Regions from separate parts of the Mus musculus genome. Here region 1 is linked to region 2. The links are chromatin loops, found by intact Hi-C in ENCODE. Cell type or tissue: heart. All regions are shown on one strand.

Region 1 (8,000 bases), 110 kb after region 2:
AACAAAATAACCAATAAAAGCAAGCAAGCAAGCTGACTACTGTTTTGACTACAGAAGGGAACAGTAATGCCATGGTAGATGTTGGAGGCCTGGGGTGTGTCTGCTTGCCCTCCTCTGACTCTGCTACTATTGTAGTAGAATTGAATGGTGAAAAGCTTAAGACACAGTGCCACTATCCCAGCTATGTAGTGTGTGTGTGTGTGTGTGTGTGTGTGTGTGTGTGTGTGTGTGTGTGTGTGTTTGGGTGGGGGGACGACTTGGATTTCTTAAAGCAACACAGACACCCCATGTTTCTCCCGGTTAACATTTGTCTGCACACACCTTTATCTAGCTCTTTACTTTAAAGCATTGGCTGACGTTTCAAATATTTGGTTCATAAAATACTGACAACTGTTCTGTTGTTTAAAACCTAATTAATAAATAATAATATTTTTAAAGTGAATTAAATTATGTATGAACCTTTGCTTTGGATAATCTCTCACTATGTTTTATTCTTATATTTGATTTTATTTACCTCTATTCTAATCATACTTTTTATATTCTTATCATTTTTTGCTGAGCTGTTAAATATTTTTTTCCTTTCCTCAATTTCCTGTCCTGTTCAAAGCACATTATAAAGGTATTCATATATCTTTAATGGTTGCTCTTAATTTTCCCAAAGAACTGTGATTTATTTTATGAAAATTTCACAGCTCTTATTACGATTTATCTTTTACAAATACTGTCTACATATATGAGCTCTCGGATAGATTCTAACTGATCCGGTTATTATACAGAAATGTGACTCAACTTTTAATCTGAAGTAAGCACAAATAGATTTATGTCTACGAATAATAATCTGTTATCTTTCCAGTGAATGGTCATTTCTGTGGTGAGGTGTTGTATCTGGGAGGCAGAGGTAGAAACTCCAGGTAGTGGCTCTGGACTGGCTTCATCTGGATTGGGAATTCATGATCCTTTGCCTTGTGTGTGAGGCAGTACGCAGGAGGGCATTCCAGGGGCTTTGCCCAGAACCGGCTGAAGAGAACAGCATTATTGTACTGCCATAGAGACTACTTAGCAGAACAGAACAAACTTTCCCACAGGTGTGCAGCAAACCACAGCTTTAGCTAATTCAACACCGAAGGAAGAGAGGGAAGATCATCTATAGGAGAGGGGGTGGGCAGGTGTGTTTGTGTGTAAATATCAGTGGGTGATTTGATAAGGGGATTTGCATATATATATATATATATATATATATATATATATATATATATAAATAATTAAATGGGAATGTAAAATTTCCTGCAGAAGATGTTTTAGTGCATAATAACACCACCTCCTGCTACAACTTCAACAATCAATACTATGCAAACATGCTCTGGTGAAACCTCTTCTGCAAACTAAGGGATGTAAATGCTCTTCAAAAGCATTTTTTTTTTCCTGAGGGAGGACACTGGATACCTAAGCTGAATCATGAAAGGGAAGGCTCCCCAGAATCCCATGCTTATCAGATTTCTGGGAAGCCAGGGGCGTGAATGGCCCGGGCTTTTGACCACAAAGTCAGTAGCTCCATGGTGAATACCATAAAATTGGTTCTAAGTCCTAAGAACTGAAGCGAGTGCTAGGGATGAACCCCACACGATGATCCACAGCAACAAGCTGGTGGGTCCTTACCAGAAGTGCTCCTCATGTTTACCACACACAGAGAGCTCACTCTCGTGGATTCTCTAGAGTCGAAGCTCAGGTGATAAGTCCTGGCCAGTCTAATGGGAGACACAATGGCTGAAGCAGGCTCAGGGGCTATTGCCACAGGAGGAACCTGCATAGGGCTGTTAAAGGAGGTCCCAGGCAAGGCAGACAGGCAAGAAAAGAAAGGAGACAACTCATGGAAAGAGAGAAGGAAGGAATGGATGCCAAGAGTGGAGCTGCATCAGGTTGGAGTGCCCACTGAGGGGCCGCTAAGGTGCCTCATGAGTTGTTCTCAGTCCGGATAATCCAGAGGGAACAACTTCTGAGGGGACTGTGTAGTCTGTTGGGGTGGCAGAGTTGTCTGAGTAGAGATCTCAATACAGAATCAGGCACAGCCCTGCAGGCAACTGCACTCTTGTCTGCAACTTCTCTGATTTTATTTGTAAATTAAAATCGCCTCCTTGTCTGTCCACTCCTGGTGTGTGTGTTCTGCGATTTGTAAAAATACTGAAGACATGAACCCTCCTTATCTGTGGCATAAATAATATCCAAAATGTTTAAGTGGGGGGGGGGGGGGGAGGAGGAGAAAGGGGAAGGGAGGGAGAGACAGACAGACAGACAGACAGACAGAGACAGAGACAGAGACAGAGACAGAGACAGAGACAGAGACAGAGACAGACAGAGACAGAGGGCGAGAGACTAAGTGTTTCTCCTCCCCTGTTGCCCTGGGAGGCTGACACTTCTGTGCTGAAGGATGAACATTCAAAGTTAGGCTGTGAGACAGGAGAGCCCTGCACATTTCACATTCTCATTTCCCCCACGGTGTCAGAACAGCCAGAGATCCAAGAACAGTCACAGCTTGCTATTCATCAAGTGTTCTGTGAACCCTCTCCGGAAGCAGTCTCAGAAAAGTTAACCCCAGATTGCCAAATTACATCATCAAAGCAAATAACTCCAGAGGCAGTACAAGCTTCCCACTCAATCCTGAAGTGTCTCAGCTTGACAGTCAGTCTGTTGGCCAATTTCAGCTCATTCGCACACTCATTTTATGGCTCAGCAGAACATCATGATATAAAGGTATATATTTTAATTGAATACCTTGCTCTATTTAATATTACACACCAGACACCAAAACATTTCAGAATAGCCCACTGATTTTTAAAAAACCAACTTTGACACAGATGGTTAGCATTCAGCTCATAAAACGGTTCATTTTTTTATTATAACAACAACAATAATAATCCCGATGCCCAAACAAATAAACCTGATAAGGAAAACAAAATCTCAGAAACTTACTTTCGGGAAATGCCAAGCAGGGACTCCAGCCGCACCATTTAATCACGGGCTCTGTTTAGAATAATAAAGTGAGACACCTTCCCCTCCCCCTATTCTCCAGCACCTTTCTAGAGTTTAACTGTTTGCTGTCCGTGAACGCGACTGGTGAAAGCTGCTCTCAGCGGGAGTTTATGATCTCAGCTCTGGGTTGGTCTTGCCAAACACCACGGACACGTGACCGCGCATGGCTGCTCCTCTTTTACCGCTGTGCAGCCAGCCCCCGCAGGGCGGTGCCAGTTATATTTGGTCACCTGGCCATGTGGCTGTATAACGGAGGAAATTCAATATTCCCAAGCTTGCAGGATGCCTAAGCTGGAGAGCAACATTTAATGCGTTGCTTTTAAACTGGAAGGTGGTAAATCAGAGAGCTGTGTTATCGGAGGAAAGCTTTCTCTCCACCCACAGCCCTGGGCTTCTGACTTCTTCACTCAGGATTTTCATTCTTATTTCTCAGTTTTGCTTTCATTTAGTTCTCTGGTGATTTTTTTCCAGTTCCCGCTGAGCTTTAGTCTTGACTGTTGATTTATGGAGTAGGTTTTAGGGTCTTCATTCTAGATACTGGAGACAATTATCTTGTATGTCCCTTCTGCTCCTGGAGGAAAGAGATAGACATCAAGGGTCTTCATCAAGTGCTGTCCATATTTCTGTTATTTTTGCAGCTTGATTGCCATTTGCTTAATAAACACTAATCATGGATTATGAATATGCTATTTTATTATATATTATTTTAATTATATATTACTGTGTACCATGCTATTATTTTTCTGACTGGTGTAACTGTGGCATTATTTACCTTGGGGGTATCCAACAGCTATATAATTGAACACCAAGCCTTCTCAATCAGAAGGAAATTGTGTTTGATATTCTAAACCTAGTCAACTCTCTGTGGATGTAGCGGTCATAGACCCTAGAGGAGAATGTACCACTGCTATTTTTCTTAAGCAATATAATTTCTAACTGCATTTTAAATACTTCTTATGCCTACAGTTGAATGTAGTTCTCATGCTTCTTCAAGAAGCTTCCTTTTGCATCTAACTGAGGCTACTACAAGGATCCATAACTGGTCGCCAAGAGGTACCCAGACCCAACACATTATGTACACCCATAATATAAGTTCAGGGAACATCCTGGAAGAAGGGATGTGAATCAGAGGACTAGGCTATATGGCTGCTGGACAATATCTTCTAGACAGGATTGCTGCTCCCGGGAGGTTGCAACAATATATCTGCCTAAAGGAAACTTACATAATGACAACCACAGCTGACATGCCAACAGGAAGAGGTAAAATTTCTAGGGTCTACTCCTAGATAAAGAGATATAGGCAACCAATGACTGGTGAGGAACGGAGAACCAGTGCTCTCCAGAAAAAAGTCTTGTAGTTCATCCAATCCCAAGTGGTCAGCCCTAAAGACGGGTACATATGAACAATGTTAAAAGACATTAGGGGTGTGTGTGTGTGTATGTGTGTGTATGTGTGTGTACAATAGAAATTAAGATGCCATGAATTTGAGAGGGAATTGAGTAGACACACAGGAAAAATTAGAGGGGAAATTATGTAAATGTAATACATGTATGAAATTCTCACACAATTAAAAAACAAATTCATTATACTGTTTTTTTTTGTTGTTGTTTGTTTGTTTTAGAGACAGGGTTTCTCTATGTATCACCGTAATTTTTATTTTAAAAAGGTTTATTTATTTTATCTTATGTGTTTGGGTGTTTTGGTTGTACGTCTGTGCATGCGCATACATCAAGTGCATACCTTGTGTCCGTGGGGTTAAGAATTGAGTCAAATCCCTTGGAACTGGAGTTACAGATTGCAGATTACCGTATGGGAACTGAATCTGGGTCCTCTGCAAGAGCAACTGTGCTCTTTATCCCTGAGCCACCTCTCCAGTCCCCAATCCACCTTATTATTATTTTTAACCAATGAACTTAAGCTTTTATTGGTTATTTTATATTTCAAATATTGTGCCCCTTCTGGTTTCTCCTCACAAACTACCCATCCCATCTCCCCTCCCCTTTGCTCTCTCATCCACTTACCCACCCACTCCTGCCTCACCACTCTAGCATCCTTTATGCTGACCCATCAAGCCTCCACAGGACCTGGAGCCTCCCCTCCCATTGTTGCCAGATAAGGCCATCCTCTGCTACATATGTAGCTGGAGCCATGGGGTCCCTCCATGTGTATTCTTTGTTGATGGTTTAGTACCTGGGAGCTCTGGGGATGGATCTCAAGGTGGGGTAGTGTCTAGATGGCCTTTTCTTTGGCCTCTGCTCCATGTTTTGTCCCTGCATTTCCTTTAGACAGGAAAAATTCTGTGTTAACATTTTTGACATGGGTGGGTCATGCCTATCTAATGGAGGTGGAGGGAGGGAGGGAGGGACCTGGGAGGGAGAGAGGTGGGGGAGGGAAAACGGGGGGGGGGCAGGAGCAGGTATGGGAAGAGACAGGAGAGAAATCCAGAGGGTCCAGAAAATGAATAGAAATATGTAGCAGTGGAGGTGGGGAACGGGGGGGGGGGGGGGGGGGCGGGGAGTGGCACTAGAAAGTCCCAGATTGCCTGGGAAGGGAGAGGCTCCCAGGACCCAACTGGGATAACATTAGCTTAAATACCCAACAAAGGGGAGATAAAGCCTGTAGAGATCACCATATTTTTTTTCTTTTTTTATTACATATTTTCCTCAATTACATTTCCAATGCTATCCCAAAAGTCCCCCATACCCTCCCCCCCACTTCCCTACCCACCCATTCCCATTTTTTTTGGGCCTGGCGTTCCCCTGTACTGGGGCATATAAAGTTTGCAAGTCCAATGGGCCTCTCTTTCCAGTGATGGCCGACTAGGCCATCTTTTGATATATATGCAGCTAGAGTCAAGAGCTCTGGGGTACTGGTTAGTTCATAATGTTGTTCCACCTATAGGGTTGCAGATCCCTTTAGCTCCTTGGGTACTTTCTCTAGCTCCTCCATTGGGAGCCCTGTGATCCATCTAATAGCTGACTGTGAGCATCCACTTCTGTGTTTGCTAGGCCCCTGCATAGTCTCACAAGAGACAGCTATATGTGAGTCCTTTCAGCAAAATCTTGCTAGTGTATGCAATGGTGTAGGCGTTTGGAAGCTGATTATGGGGTGGATCCCTGAATATGGCAGTCTCTAGATGGTCCATCCTTTCGTCACAGCTCCAAACTTTGTCTCTGTAACTCCTTCCATGGGTGTTTTGTTCCCAATTCTAAGAAGGGGCACAGTGTCCACACTTTTGTCTTCATTCTTCTTGAGTTTCATGCATTTAGCAAATTGTATCTTATATCTTGGGTATCCTAAGTTTTGGGCTAATATCCACTTATCAATGAGTACATATTGTGTGAGTTCCTTTGTGATTGTGTTACCTCACTCAGGATGATGCCCTCCAGGTCCATCCATTTGGCTAGGAATTTCATAAATTCATTCTTTTTAATAGCTGAGTAGTACTCCATTGTGTAAATGTACCACATTTTCTGTATCCATTCCTCTGTTGAGGGGCATCTGGGTTCTTTCCAGCTTCTGGCTATTATAAATAAGGCTGCTATGAACATAGTGGAGCATGTGTCCTTCTTATCGATTGGGACATCTTCTGGATATATGCCCAGGAGAGGTGTTGCTGGATCCTCTGGTAGCACTATGTCCAATTTTCTAAGGAACCGCCAGACTGATTTCCAGAGTGGTTGTACAAGCTTGCAATCCCACCAGCAATGGAGGAGTGTTCCTCTTTCTCCACATCCTCGCCAGCATCTGCTGTCACCTGAATTTTTGATCTTAGCCATTCTGACTGGTGTGAGGTGGAATCTCAGGGTTGTTTTGATTTGCATTTTCCTGATGATTAAGGATATTGAACATTTTTTTCAGGTGTTTCTCTGCCATTCGGTATTCCTCAGGTGAGAATTCTTTGTTCAGTTTGGAGCCCTATTTTTAAGAGGGTTATTTGATTTTCTGGAGTCCACCTTCTTGAGTTCTTTATATATATTGGATATTAGTCCTCTATCTGATTTAGGATAAGTAAGATCCTTTCCCAATCTGTTGGTGGTCTTTTTGTCTTATTGACGGGAGATCACCATATTTTTTAAAGACAAAATCTTTCATCTGAATCTGTAAGCTCACTGAATTGGCTAGAATGTCTAGGTAGCAAGCTGCAGAGATTCTCCTGTCTCTGGCTCCCTAGTCCTAAGATTAGAAACAGAAGTGTATTAATGCACCAGCACTTAGGTGAATCCTGGGGTGTAAACCTGGTCTCTTATGCATATCAGTCAAGCAGTTTATGCATTGAGCCATCTCCCCTGCTTTTAGTCACTAATTTGTAGTTTGATTCACTCATGGTCAGAGAATATTTAGCTTGATAATTTTTGTTAAGGCTTGTTTCTTGACTAAGGGAAGATCTTTACGACCATTCCATATGCACTTAAAGAGATTAGCAGCTAACTACTGTCTGGCTTGACAGACAGCATAACAACCAGGCCAGTAGGTGATACTGACAGGATAAGGTGTGATTCTGAAGTCTGGGTCCGTGAATCTGTCCCTTTAATCTGTCACCAACGATCCCAAGACCAGAGTATGAAATTAGTCATGTTTCTGTCTTAAGAATCATGTCAGCCATCAATTTAGGAAAACGCTTCAAAAATATAAATGCATGGTGTGTTTAAAGATGAATTTACAAAAAACACAAGCATGCATTATATAACATTCGTATTATATGAGAGAGAAGGACACACTGGGAATGAGAGGGGATGTGTATAGGCCTGCATGCTGCAATGCATCCGTGGACATCAGAGGACAGGTTCTCTCTTTCCAACATGTGGGTCATGGAAACTGAACTCTAGCCAACAATGCAACCATCAGCTGAGTCATCTCACCAGCCCTAGGTAAGATTATTTTAAAATGATTTAACTATTTTAAAGCTCACTTGCCTGACTCTTGCATCTACTACTATACTTACTTATTTTCTTACATAATGTGACAGATG
Region 2 (8,000 bases):
TGGTTTACCTACAGTTTCACTTAGCTTCCATCTCCAGCTAGCTATTTTACATTTTTTATTTATTTATTTAATTTATTTATTATTATTCATAAGTATACTGTAGCTGACTTGAGACACACCAGAAGAGGGTGTCAGGTCTCATTATGTGTGGTTGTGAGCCACCATGTGGTTGCTGGAACTTGAACTCAGGACCTTCAGAAGAGCAGTCAGTGCTCTTACCCACTGAGCCATCTCTCCAGCCCCTATTTATTTATTTATTTATTTATTTATTTATTTATTTATTTATTATTTTTACTTATCCACCTTATATCATGCTCACTGCCCCCTCCCAGTTATTCTCTCTCACAATCCTTCCCCCATCCCCCTTCTCCTCTGAGCAGGTGGGAGCTCCTCTGAGAATCCCCTGACCCTGTTACTTTAAGTCTCTAGTGAGGCTAAACAAACCCTCACTCATTGAGGCCAGACAAGAAAATCCAGCTAGAATACATCTCACATATAGACAATAGCTTTTGGGATAAACCCTATTCCAGCTGTTCAGGACCCACATGAAGACCCAGCTGCACATCTGCTACCTACGTGCAGGGAGGCCTAGGTCCAGCCTGTGTATGTTCTTTGGTTGGTGGTTCAGTTTCTAAGAGCCCCAAAGGTCCAGGTTAGTTGACTCGGTTGGTCTTCCTGTGAAGTTCCTATGGGGGCCCACAATCCTTTCTCCTGTTCTTCCATAAGTGTCTCCAAGCTCCATCCACTGTTTGGGTGGGTGTCTGTATCTTTTTGAGTCAGCTGCTAGGCGGAGCATCTCAGAGGACAGCCATGCTAGACTCCTGGGACAGCAACCCACCCATAAAACTTTTGACCCAAAATTCATCCTGTCTACAAGAAATGCAGGGTCAAGGGATGGAGACTGAGGGAATGGCCAACTGTGATGGTTTGTATATGTTCGACCCAGGGAGTGGCACTATTAGAAGGTGTGGCCCTGTTGGAGTAGGTGTGGCCTTGTTGGAGTAGGTGTGTTACTGTGGGTGTGAGCTTTAAGACCCTCAGCCTAGGTGTCTGGAAGCCCGTATTCTGCTAACAGCCTTCAGATGAAGATATAGAATTCTTGGCTCTGTCTGTACCATTCCTGCCTAGATGCTGCCATACGTCTGCCTTGATGATAATGGACTGAACCTCTGAACCTGTAAGCCAGCCCCAATTAAACGTTGTCCTTACAAGAGTTGCCTTGGTCATGGTGTCTGTTCACAACAGTAAAACCCTAAGACAGAAGTTGGTACCAGGGACTGGGGTATTGCTGTGATAGGCCTAACCATGCTTTTGTTTTGAAAAAATGTGAATTTGAGGACTTTGGACTTGGAAAGCGGTGGATTGCTTTAAGCGGGGCTTAATGGGCTGTCCTAGTGGGAATAAGGAAGACTTTGTTTCTGAGGGAGACTTGAACTGTGGAAGCCTGTTTCTAGAGGTTTCAGAGGAGAAGAATTTTAGCATGTGGCTGAGAGACTGTTTCTGTGATATTTTGGTGAAGAATGTGGCTGCTTTTTGCCAGTGTCCAAAGAATCTGCTTGAGGCTAAGGTGAAGAGACTCAGCTTAATTTCACTGACAAATGAAGTCTCAGAAACTCCCAGCATAGACTTTGTTCTCTGGTTAAGTCTTATGAAGAGCATTTTAAACAAGCATATCAAGCTAATAAAGGAAAAATATAAAATACATGGTTGGAGTATTAAAAGGGCACCAGGAAGTGGAATGGAGCTGAATCCTGTGTTCAAGGATGTTAAATTGAATTAAGGGAGTAGTAACATTGCAGCAAGATCCCACCCAGCTAAATTTAGGTCCAGGCATGGTAGTACAAGCCTTTAATCCCAGAAGGCAAAGACAAGCAGATCTTTGAGTTCAAAGTCAGTCTACAGAGCAAGTTCCAGGACAGCCAAACTTAGGCAATGAAGGAATTAGAAAACAGAGAGCTGGTGAGAATGTAATAGAACAAGGGGACCATGTTCGAGCTCCAGCAAGCAGCAGAACTTGGCAGCTTTGGCCACATGGCTCTGGCTTTAGAATACAGAATAAAAGGGACTACTGGGACAATTGATGCTGGTTAGCTGGAGCTAAGAAATTAGCAGTGATTAAGAAGAGACCAACATCGCTTAGATAAAATCTTCTAGGAAGTGTTTTCTGAGAGCAGGAAGAAGCTGTGTTCTAGAGATAGTCAAGGTTGTACCTCATGCTACAGCTGTACTTGGTAATGTGGAAGAGTCACCCAGGTGGTACTGGTTTTGAAGGCATGAAGGGGTCATGTAGAGCAGCTAAGGCTTGGCATTATGAGAGGCCATGGAAGGCCATTGGTGAAGGTGCAGCCTCAGTTGCAGTTGATGGACCAAGACTGAAGGGATCAGGCAAAGAATTTGAGGCTTGGCACCATGAAGAGAGCCTATTGGTGAAGCCTAGTTGCAGTGGAAGACCCTAGCATACTAGAGATGCCAGTACCATGGGATGATCACCAAGAACAGCAGCAGGAGTGGAGTGGATCAACCGGAGCTTAGAGTGCTACAGAGGGCAGAGATGGAGAAGAGACACCAGCCCTTTGTTGCAGTCAACAAAGATGAAAAAGGAGTTGGAGATCTAAAGACTGCTTTGACATCAGACATGGAAATGCTGAATTTGGAGTTTGCCCAACTGGTTTCCTGTCTTGCTTTGGGGATTACAGTTAAGTGATTGGATGAATCTCAGAAGGACCTTGAACTCTGGGACTTTTAACACTGTTGAGACTACTACAGACTATGGGGACTTTTGAAGTTGGACTAAATGTATTTTGCATTATGCTGTGTTTAGGTGTGGCTTCCATAGATAAGCCTCTGGGGACCAAGGGAGTGGAAAGTGATAGTTTGTATATGCTCTGCCCAGGGAGTGGCACTATTAGAAGGTGTGTCCCTGTTGAAGTAAGTGTGTCACAGTGGTCATGGCTCCTCTTCACAGGAGTAAAACCCTAACTAAGACACCAACCAATAACCAGCCCAACTTGAGAGTCATTCCATGGACAAGCACCAATCCTTAACACTGACACTATTAATGATACTGTCATTTGTTTCTTGATGACAGCCAGTTGACAGGAATGAGGTAGACTCTCAAAGCTGTTTCAATTTGCACTGCCCTTATGACATAGGGTGTTGAACATTTTCCCAAGTATTTATCGTCCCTTTGTGTTTCCTCTTTTGAGAATTCCCTGTTGGGTCCATGAGCCAGATTACTGACTGGATGATTCACCTCTCACCCTGGGGCTGTGGCAGGCAGATTTCTGAGTTCGAGGCCAGCCTGGTCTACAGAGTGAGTTCCAGGTTAGCCAGGGCTACACAGAGAAATCCTGTCTCAAAAAAACAAAAACAAAAAAACCAAAACAAACCAAAACAAAAAAATAAAAAATAAAAAACAACCAACCAACCAACCAACCAACCAACCAACCAACCAACCAAACAAACAAACAAACAAAACCAAAAAAAAAAAAAAAAAAAAAAAAACAAAACCAGAATTTCTCAGTTTTAAACAATAGATTGTCTCTTCATCTGGAATCCAGCCAGTGTATCTGAGTTACAAAGAATGAGAAAATGGGGTTCTTCTCCACTGTTGTAAGAGGAATCACCCTTACAAAACAAAGAAAGAATCAAACAACAATAAAAAAAAAAAAAAAAAAAAAAAAAACAAAAACAAAGCCACAGTTGGATTTGATGCTGGTGAGGTAGTGGGCATGTCCTGAGTATATAGCTGCTGGTATTGTTTTGCCAGAGCTACTTGGCTTATATTGGGATAAGGTTTCTGCTTCTCTTCTTGCCAACCCAGCGCAGGTGCCTGCAGCCATGTTCTGCTTGGTTTATTTTATTGGGTGAAACACTTGTCTTTTCTCCTACACTTTTCAGGTCTCTGATCACACTGTCTTCGTGGGTTTTACTGATTGTGGAGCAAGCAAAAGAACAGATAGCAAGTAATAGTAGTAACAGACAGTCAGCAGAAACCAGCTCAGGAAGCGGTGGCCAGACCAGCGGAGCTCTGATTGGGTCTGTCCATTGATGGCTTTGGTTTTTGCCTTACTGTTCTCTCTACAAGCATTTCACGCCATTGGAAACCATAGCAACCTCTGTTGTGAATGGTTTACTTTCTGTCTGCATTTCCCTCTCCTTGTCAGGAGCCAGGGCTCAGCCTGACTTGGGACAGGAGGTCTCGGAGGACACTTGATATAAATGTCTTTGAAACTGAGTCAAGAGAGGGCTTCTTGCTCCAGATCCCTTTTCCAGTAAGTGTGAACAGCACCTGATAAGTCACCAATAGAATGTAACGTTTATTGGCTCTTCCTGTTCTGTTGGCTGCTTCCTCAAACTTGCTAGAGAGCTGAGAGTGAACTTGAACTTACAATTCTCTCACTTCTGGGTTTTATTCTTGCTCATGCTTGTGGTTACTAAGAAAGCATTGTTTAATCCAAAATCCAAAGGCTCACAACTATGTTCTCTGTTAAGGGTTTTAATCACTTCAACTGTCCAGTTTAAGTTTTTGAACTCTTGAGCTCACTTCCGTATATCAAGTAAGGTCGAGGATCCAGCTTCATTATTTCGTCAATGGAAGGCTCTCTTGACTGGTACTGTTTTTGTGCAGGGCAAAGGTCTAGACACGTCTTGAAGATTTTGCATTTTCCAAATCAGGAAGCTGTTGTCTGATGTCCAGTGTCAAGCATGTGTTGCTAGAGCCATGAGTTAGACAGTAGTTGTTCTAGCACCAACTCTTCTTCTAGAGACTCGTAAGTTATCAGGACAGCTTTCCTCTATGGAATTCTGAGGCCTCAGAGTATGCACCAGTATCCAGGCCCCTTGGCTATGATATTCACAACTTTTATGCAGATGGAGCTGTTGGCTGTGGTTGCAGTGGGTGGGTAATGGAATTTGGCTTGCAGAGATCTTGCAACAGAGCCTTGACACCGAAGATGGATAATGTGACGGTGGGGTCAGTTCACGGTCCAGTTTAAGAGCTGACAGCAGGCTTTCCTCTGGGAAATCTTTCTCTCTTTTCTGAATGTCCCAGGCACTCAAAAATATGAGACACAACAGAGTCAGAAAAATGTTAAACCTCCTGCCCTTTCCACAAAGGGGATGCAGAGATTAAAATGAATGGCATGGCAGTGTTTATTATTGTTCCTTAGTAGATAGATGAACAGATTCTCCTTTTCCATTCTTAGAACAAGCCAGGCTTCCTGAGTGTTTTGGTGGAGTGCCTCGGGGTCTCATCTTTAGGGTCATCTTATCATTCTTAGATATGATTAGTATCCAAAGGCTTCATTTGGATTTGTATTTTCCATAAGCCCTTATATATATACATTGCTGAATGTATATATTGTCCCTAAAGAGTAGTTAAAGTGGGACATCCCCTTAGCCCTGGGGTTCAACCCAAAGGGCTAGAACTGGCAGATCCTTGGAACTGGTAAAGGGGTTATTTGTTCCTCTGAGTTGCTGTATTTCACCGAAACAAGTGCAATTTGTCCCAGCTCCACCAACAGCCTGGAGTGGAATGTCATGTCACCCCTTGGGGTGATAGGAGTCAGGCTCCTCCAATTGAAGACTGCCCATTTGCAGCTAGCTCTAAGGGGTGAAAGCCCCATGGAGAAGGGGTTGCTTGTCCCCCTGGCATTTACAAAGCCTGCGTTGTATCTGTGTGGCATCATGTGTGCCAAACCTTCAGCAGCACTGAGTGGACTTCAGTGGACCACAGTAGAGCAGTACAAAGGCGCCAGATGCCTGTGCTCTGACTACACTGGGTAGAAAAGACCCAACAGAATGAACAGCCAAGGGTCACCCCCTACCCCTTTGTCTCATATAACTCAGCCTCCTATTGCTAACCCTCCTGCCTCCACCTCCTAAGTGCTCACCAGGATTAGAGGTATGCATTACCTTGCTTGATTTTTGCAGTGTTGGGGATCACACCCAAGGCTCTATGTAGTTGGTAGAGGCAAACACTCTATCAGATGAGATACACTCCCCAGATTGGTTATTATTATTTTCCCCACGTAAACCAAAGAGAATCTCTCCATCATTTAGGGAACCCGTGTCTGCCTTTGAGATTTCTCCCCTCTTGGCTGCTGGTCTCCGTGGCAGCAGGGATAACTCATTTGATCTCAATCCCACCTTTGCCAAGGAAGGACACTCGGAAAAGTAGGTAAGGAAAGAACTTTGAGCAGCCAAATGCAATCGTGTAGAGAGGAAGGGTGAAAGACTAGAAGACTTGTATTGAAACAAGAGAGAGAGGTTGACCAAGGAGGAGAGGCTGGAAACAGGACCCTTGTATCTGTCAGACACAGTGTGCCTTCATATGACAGAGACTGATACATGGTGGGCTGAGACAGGCAGACTGTTTTTTGTTTTTTGTTTTTTGTTTTTTTGGTTTGGCTTGGTTTGGTTTTCTGAGACAAGTTTTCTCTTCGTAGCCCTGGCTGTCCTGGAACTCACTCTGGAGACCAGGCTGGCCTCGAACTCAGAATTCTGCCTGCCTCTGCCTCCTGAGTCCTGGGATTAAAGGTGTGCGCCACCACAACCGGCTTGACAGGCAGACTCTTAATGGTTTGCTTGGCTGTTTGACCTGCTATCTAACTCTGTGATGCGCACCATGGCCAGAAGCAACCTCACTGTCTATCACCCAGTGAAGTCAGGGCAGAAACTCAAACAGGACCCTGGAGGCAGGAACTGAAGCAGAGACCATGGGGCATTGCTGTTTGCCGGCTTACTTTCTTGGCTTGTTCGGCTTGCTTTCTTATGTAATCCAGGACCACCTGGCCAGGGGTGGAACTCACCTCAGCAGTCTGCCCCTACTGTGGCTTGAATATGCTCGACTCAGGGAGTGGCCCTATTAGGAGGTGTGGCCTTGTTGGAGGAAGTGTGTAACTGTTGGGGTGAGCAGCGAGACCTTCCTCCTAACCACATGAGAGCCAGTCTTCTTCTGTCTGCTTTTGGATGAACTCTTAGCTCCTCCAGATCCACATCTGCCTGGATGCTGCCATGCTCCTGCCTTGATGATAATGGAATTAACCACTGAACCTGTAAGCCAGCCCCAATTAAATGTTGTCCTTTTAAAGAGTTGCCTTGGTCATGGTGTCTGTTCACAGCAGTAAAACTGTCTTAGTTAAGACAGCCCCATATCAGACATCTATCAAGACAGTGTCACAGAGATGTGCCTACAGACCACTATGACAAAGGCATTTGCTCAGTTGACGTTCTCTCCTTCCAGTTGTCACATGATTATAGTTAGTATCATGTTGACAAAAACTAATCGGCCCAACTGGGATGTTTTCAGTCCTTTATCATTGGAATTTACTTGTTATCTGGACAGCCTTAGAGAGTTGATCACCCACTGTGCCACTGGTGGTAAAGTGATTTCTAACATTAGCCCAGGGTCTCTACATACCAGCCTATGAAGTGGATCAGGGAGATGGAAAAGAGTGCATATTGTTCTTTCATTTTTCTCCAAAGTCTAAAAATATATTAATAGTCTGAGGAAATCAGCAACTAATATTAAACATCACACATCACACCCACACAAAATGTCAGGCATAGTAGGAATGTCCAAAACTGAATCCCATTTAGGAGAGAGAGAGAGAGAGAGAGAGAGAGAGAGAGAGAGAGAGAGAGAGAGAGAGGTTGGAGGCCAGATAAAACGACTAGACTCATTTGCCAGATAATTTTTGGAGTTAATTCTCATAGCTCAAGGAAGGCACTTAATTTAGTGTTGATGAAACTGATGAATATTTCTGGGAATCTAACGAGACACTGAACAGTACTAAGTGTTCTACAAGACAATATGGAAGCCAAACTTCTGATACTTTCTCTGTCTTTTCTGACTCATTTAATAAAGAATATATTACTATCATTCCAAAACAAATACTTTAATATCACTCCAAACTTGTTGAGTAATGTGAAGGTTTGAAGAGAAATGTAATGAACTGGGAGAAAGGAATTGATGTTTTCCATGTGTTGAGAAGCAA

What was found. A loop is a pair of places that touch in the nucleus more often than their neighbours do. Peaks named below come from ENCODE experiments on the same cell type or tissue, not always from the same donor. Only the 100,000 strongest peaks of a DNase experiment are listed, where the experiment ranks them.
Region 1: a loop joins it to region 2, with 2.7 times the contacts of the local background. A loop is called at or near these places in 3 of 42 quality-filtered maps.

What each region holds. Positions count from the first base shown.
Region 1 is chr11:109,992,645-110,000,644 of GRCm38, forward strand. Abca8b (ATP-binding cassette, sub-family A (ABC1), member 8b) reads right to left here and starts at 3,201. Exons shown (of 39, transcript NM_013851.3): 1 at 2,968-3,201. In heart, no CTCF peak of the experiment used is centred here; DNase peaks (open chromatin) are centred at 2,537 and 3,187; H3K4me3 peaks cover 1,416 bases; H3K27ac peaks cover 1,966 bases.
Region 2 is chr11:109,880,101-109,888,100 of GRCm38, forward strand. No RefSeq gene overlaps it. Among named protein-coding and RNA genes, the nearest start is that of 1700023C21Rik, 38 kb to the left of the region's middle. In heart, no CTCF peak of the experiment used is centred here; DNase peaks (open chromatin) are centred at 4,891 and 5,621.